Linked DNA regions of Homo sapiens: region 1 is linked to region 2. Evidence: read pairs that join two places in POLR2A ChIA-PET (ENCODE). Cell type or tissue: PC-3. All regions are shown on one strand. Each heading gives the region's core, and the rest is flanking DNA. Links, peaks and the distances in the headings are about the cores only.

Region 1 (2,905 bases), core at 136-2,635, 120 kb after region 2:
CAGTTAACCTCAGTTTGCTGAGCTGCTTGGAGCATGGGGTTGTAATCAAAGATTGTCTTCTTCGCAGCAGACAATGTTCTGGGAGAAATAGTCCTCCTTAGTGCTGAAGTTGCAGACTCTAACCAAGGGGGTGGCAGCAAGTATCCCCGGTCTCTGTAGGGGCTTGAGTCAACGCCTGCACTGTGCAGAGAGGATGAGGGCAGAGAATTGGATGCCGCTGGAGGGGCGTGTTGTCCTTCTACATGTCATGCAGGCAGCGCGGTTCTATACTCGGAGCCTCTGCTCAGCGTGTCTTCACCTAAGAACCCCATAATTCAGGTTCCATCCTTGTTCCCTACTCCAGTGCTCTGCAAGTGAGCCCTTTGGTTTAGAGATGGGTTGGGCTTCTTTATGGGAGAGGAAGGGAGCCCTGGAGCTGCAGAGGGGAGCAGGCATTCTCTCTGGGGTGCTGTCTCCTTTCTTCCCTAAATTGGAGGGAGATAATCCATGGAAAGGAGTTAATGATTTCTTTGCTCTTCAAACTTGGTTTGGAAGGATCTCTCAGTCAAAAAGAACCTTTCGGATGTCTCTTGATATTTCACATTAATGGACTTTTCATAAGGACCACATGATGGGAGAGCAGTGAGAAGTTTGGGGATGGCCAAAGCTGGGTTGTCATTTGAGCTCTGTTACTAACCCAGACTGGACAATGACGATGTCACTTACTCTCTCGGAACTTCTTTTCTTTTCTTCTTTTCTTTTCTTTTTTTCTTTTTTCTCTTCTCTTCTCTTCTCTTCTCTTCTCTTCTCTTCTTTTCTTTTCATTTCTTTTCTTTCTTTCCTTTTTCTCTTTTTTGGAGTCTCACTCTGTTGCCCAGGCTAGAGTGCAGTGGCGCCATCTCGGCTCACTGCAACCTCTGCCTCCTGGGTTCAAGCAATTGTCCTGCCTCAGCCTCCCAAATAGCTGGGACTACAAGCGCCTGCCACCATGCCTGGCTAATTTTTATATTTTTAGTAGAGATTTAGTAGGGGTTTCACCATGTTGGCCAGGCTGGTCTCCAACTCCTGACCTTGTGATCTGCCTGCCTTAGCCTCCCGAAGTGCTGAGATTACAGGCATAAGCCACCGTGCCCAGCCTGTTTCTTTCATCTGTAAAATGGGACCACAATTTCACCTAATAAAAGAAGACATCTTTCTATTTAAAAGGGCTTAGGGTGTTGATGTTTGTGATAAAGGAGAGAATGTATATTGAAGTGTTTTGAAATGTGCAAAGCTTTCTAGAAACAGAAGTTCTTACTCAAGTATTTTCCCGAAGCTTTGGCAAGATAACCATTTTTATTACCCCGTCTGTGCCTAGAATGGGCCTATAAGCGCCACAATCAGAATCATTAGATATAGAAATTAAGAGAAATGTAGCCTCCTTTTTTTTGCCGGTGAACAGAGCTTTGGTTAACAGAAAACCAAGGCGATTTTAATTGCTGGTTTTTCTATTTGAAGGGGGAAGTTATTAGTAGAAGTCTCAATTCAGAAACTTCAAGAAGAAATGGGAGGGTGTGGTGAGGGTAAGCGGGGGACTGCATTTCCTGTTTTCCTTTCAGATGGTGTTGGAAAACATTGCAGGAAAACCATGGATACCCACGAAGAAATTCCAAAATTTATTCTTTTTGACGCCAAGGGCCCAGCCCAAAAGGTGACGAGTAGGAGTGGTCAATTTTTTTTTTTAAGAGTTGGGGCTTGCAGGAGTCCAGCTAAACGCTTGTAGGGTGAAGACAGAATTCAGAGGGTGACATCAGCCTGAGCGGGGGCCAGAAGAAACAGAGTGGAGGAGTCTGGTTTCATTTACAGTTTTGGGTCAGTTCTGCAGTGAGGAGGGGGAGAGGAGGGGTCCGGGAGGGAGGAGGAGGAGGAGGAGGAGCTGGAGGAAGCCCTGACTGGTATCCCTGGCCCCAGTCCAGTTTGGAGCTCAGTCTTCCACCAAAGGCCGTTCAGTTCTCCTGGGCTCCAGCCTCCTGCAAGGACTGCAAGAGTTTTCCTCCGCAGCTCTGAGTCTCCACTTTTTTGGTGGAGAAAGGCTGCAAAAAGAAAAAGAGACGCAGTGAGTGGGAAAAGTATGCATCCTATTCAAACCTAATTGAATCGAGGAGCCCAGGGACACACGCCTTCAGGTTTGCTCAGGGGTAAGTGTGATTTCTCTTCTGTTTTTCCAGGTTTGGGGCTAGAAGGAAATGCTCTTAACCTGAAGTGATCCTTTCTAGGTAGCGTTAGTGGCTCTTACGTTCATGCTGATCGCCAGTTTTCTGTACATGTTTTAGGTCTCTGGAAGATTCCGCTGATTTTTCTTTCTCACTTTATGGCAATGGGATTTCCTTAAATTGGTTAAGGTCATGATTGCCTAAGAGTGTGAGCACTTTTCCACCGCGTGTCTGTGGCTGCTACACGCGCCCTGTGCATTCCGGGCGGCAGTGTGTTTCGGCCCATGATTTATTTAAGTTACTGCCGCCTTCTAAAACCCATTCGGGATCCGCTTTGTTTGCAGAAGCGTCTTTGCTGAGGACTAGCATAGCTCCCTGCCGGGCGGCTCCGCTGGGAGATGTTCTCTGAGCTCTCTGGGTGGTGACACTAGGTCAGGGTGCAACAACCTGCATGGGTTTTCTGCCCAGGGCCGCCCATGGGAAGGTCCTGGTGGAGCACATTTGCTGCTTTCACAAGATTGGAGTAACTCTGGTGCTCAGGATCAGGGCCAAGTAAAGGGTCGCTCAGTCATTGCCGTCAAGCTTTCGTCTTTCCAGGAACCTGAAGTCTCTATTGGAGACTTTGTCCCTTGGGGTTGCTTAAAGGAGTTGCAGGGGTCAGAGGAGAAGAAGGAATTGGGCATTTGGGCAGCATGCTGAGTGTCTAAGGCAGGGCCCCTGGGGCTGCAGGGCCA
Region 2 (2,905 bases), core at 179-2,678:
AGGACCCAGTGCACTCCAACCAGCAAGACACTGGCACCCACCACCTCTGAAGCACCAAATTCCCAAGAAGCGGAAGGAGAGCTAAGGCCACCACCCATGACATGGCCTGGGAAGGTTAATTGTGAAACCCATTTCTAACACCAAGAGTTCTGGAACACCAAGCAAAATCTTGGAGCGGAACCAAGAGAGGGGAGAGTGGGGAGGGTGAAAGTGGAGGAGAGGAGCCGAGTCCAGCAGGACAAGGAGCTGAATCTGGAAGGTTGTGATGGTGTCATTACTGTGGACAGCCACTGTCACTGCCGGTACCGAGCAGCACAGGAAGACATCAGTTAATTACGCCACAGTGATCAAACTCACAGTCATTAGCTAGCAAGAGCCTGGGGTCACTAGTGGGCTAGGAGGCAAGGCACTTCAGGTGACAACCTAAAGGGACCAGAAGTACAACTTCCTCATCCCTTGAGTCACCAGACTCTTGAGTCACCCAAAGTCTATTAGCTCCCAGACTGAGACATGATAAATCAATTTTCTAGTTTTCTTCCTCACCCAGCAGATGCATCTTTCCTGCCATTATCTCATTTACGGCTCACCTGGCTTTAAAAGAGGGAAATGGTGCTGTGGAGTGTTAAGATGCTTTTGTATTGTTTGGTCGGTAATTAGTTGAATCATCACAGCACCAAGGGCTTTGAGTGGGCAAATCTGCCCGAAGAACATGACTGGCTGAGAAATGTCAACACCAGGATTTCAGTTAGACCTCGGCCCACGCCTTGAGCGGCCACTAGTAACTGAGTCACCCTCTGGTCCCGTTGAGCATCTGCAGAAGCAGAGATCAATACCCTGGGGAGACAGCACTCAGCACACATCCTCTGTCTCCCGGAAGCAGTGGGCTTGGGGACTCAGGCAGATCACCTGAGGTCAGGAGTTCGAGACCAGCCTGGCCAACATGGCGAACGCCATCTCTACTAAAATACAAAAATTAGCCAGGGGTGGTGGCTCATGCCTGTAATCCCAGCTACTCGGGAGGCTGAGGCAGGAGAATCGCTTGAATCTGGGAGGTGGAGTTTGCAGTGAGCTGACATCATGCCATTGCACTCCAGCTTGGGTGTCAAGAGCAAGACTCTGACAAAAAAAAAAAAAAAAAAAAAAGAAAAGAAAATAGAGAAGAGACTTCCCACTGCCCCCTTGTCTTTCAGAGCTTCTTTCTCTGCTTTTTCCAAATACATATAAATCTTTAAAATGGCTAAAAAGCCTCTCTGCAGTCTCAAAACTCCACCTGGGAACTGTGTTTTTGAAATGGAAACATCCTTGAAGATAACTCTAGCTCCCACTCCCCAGGAGAGGGTGAAGAGTCTAACGTGGGTGGGCGCCTTGCTCCAGTTTGCAAAACTAGCTCCCATCTTAAAGATGTGTGAGAAGGTTGCTTTTCTTAGGGTTAAAGCCAACACAAGTGGTCTCCCGGTTATGATGCTAGAGTGAGGATGTACACTGTGATCAAAGGCACCATCAGCTCCTCTCATTGGTAAGGACTGGTGATGGTTTGTGCTGAGAACTGTGTGGAATGGGCCGGGCCTGCCGGGCTGCAGAAGGGCTGAGAGGCCTTCCTGTCTTTGCAATCTCTCAGCGGATTGCCTGGGGCACGTGCCATATTCTGGTTTGATGCTTGTTCAAGAATAAATCTGTCTTCTTCCTCTGCTACCCTTATGGAGAGATTTTCTGGGTAATGAAAAGATTTCGGGTTTTTCTAAAAATTATATTTCTCCAACAGTAACAACTGCTCTGGTGGGAGTAGCATCACTCAGACGTGGGCATCTGACCCTGTGTGGGCACCAGTCATCAGGATTATCACATTACTTAGATATGTACGGACAGAATACTAGGTAGGAACCCCTTGAGCTTTCAACTCGCGACAATACCAAAGTTTAGAGTTTACAAATGCAATACAGACACTAGCTAGGGATTAAAGCAAACCAACAAAATATGTCACTGGTGACACTTTTATGGGAAACCGTCAGTGTCTGTAGCCCGAGCACACACGAATGGCCCCAGGGCCGGCCCTTGGGAGTGAGGGGGCGGAGGGTGCGTGCCAGGGCCGTTTCCTCTCCCGTCTCCCATCTCAGCCCCTTAGAAACTTCCTTCCTACCACATGCTTGTGCCATCTTGGGCCTTGTCTGGGCTTGAACAATATCTACAGGAAGTCTTTACCCCTCGTCGGGAAAGCTGTGACTGTCAATACAAATGCAAAGGCAGGCAATGCACAGCTGCCTGACCCCTCAGATGAGCTGTGATAAAATACGATTCCTGAGAAAGCTCAGGCCCTGAGGGCATGGCTGGGAGTCTTGGGGTTGATGGGCAGATTGAGAGTGCTTCCTCCTGGGGTCCCACCACAGCCACTTCACAAAGGCCCCTCTAAGAGTCTGCCTGGGTTTTCTCTGAAGTACAGGATCGCTGCTGCATTTGGAGCTTCTTTCTGCTGCTTAATTTCCTCCATATAAAGATGCATGGGAAACAATCTAGGTGAAATATTAGTTGAGGTTGTCACATTGAATAATTCAAACAAAGCTGTTGGAACTTTAAATTCTGAGTCTTGAGAGGACATGTTTCACAGCTGAAACTTCTACTTTTTTTTTCCCTGTGAATAATTAAGACCAAACAGGATTGGAGATAAGGGCCCCCCAGGTCACTGTTCCTTTGCAAGGTTGTGATCCTGCTACAATTTCTACATAGGTGAAAACTTCACTAGTCCACTTTGGGCCCCATTTGTTTGAAGTCTGTGTTTCTGGGTGGCCACTGTCAAGCTTTTGTTCTGATAAACTTGATATACTAATACTTATTTATATTTTCTGAATCTCATTATTTAGGGTTGGCAAAGTAAATACAAGTTAATAGGAATAAATAAAGAGAAACAATT

What was found. ChIA-PET counts read pairs that join two places held together with the same protein. Peaks named below come from ENCODE experiments on the same cell type or tissue, not always from the same donor. Only the 100,000 strongest peaks of a DNase experiment are listed, where the experiment ranks them.
Region 1: POLR2A ChIA-PET joins it to region 2 with 11 read pairs; 2 of 35 experiments call an interaction of 5 or more read pairs at or near these places.

The regions. Positions count from the first base shown.
Region 1 is chr2:237,413,204-237,416,108 of GRCh38, reverse strand. COL6A3 (collagen type VI alpha 3 chain) reads left to right here and starts at 1,945. Exons shown (of 44, transcript NM_004369.4): 1 at 1,945-2,156. In PC-3, for the core only: no CTCF peak of the experiment used is centred there; no DNase peak of the experiment used is centred there.
Region 2 is chr2:237,531,629-237,534,533 of GRCh38, reverse strand. All of the region lies in intron 8 of MLPH (melanophilin), which reads right to left. Among named protein-coding and RNA genes, the nearest start is that of MIR6811, 22 kb to the right of the region's middle. In PC-3, for the core only: no CTCF peak of the experiment used is centred there; no DNase peak of the experiment used is centred there.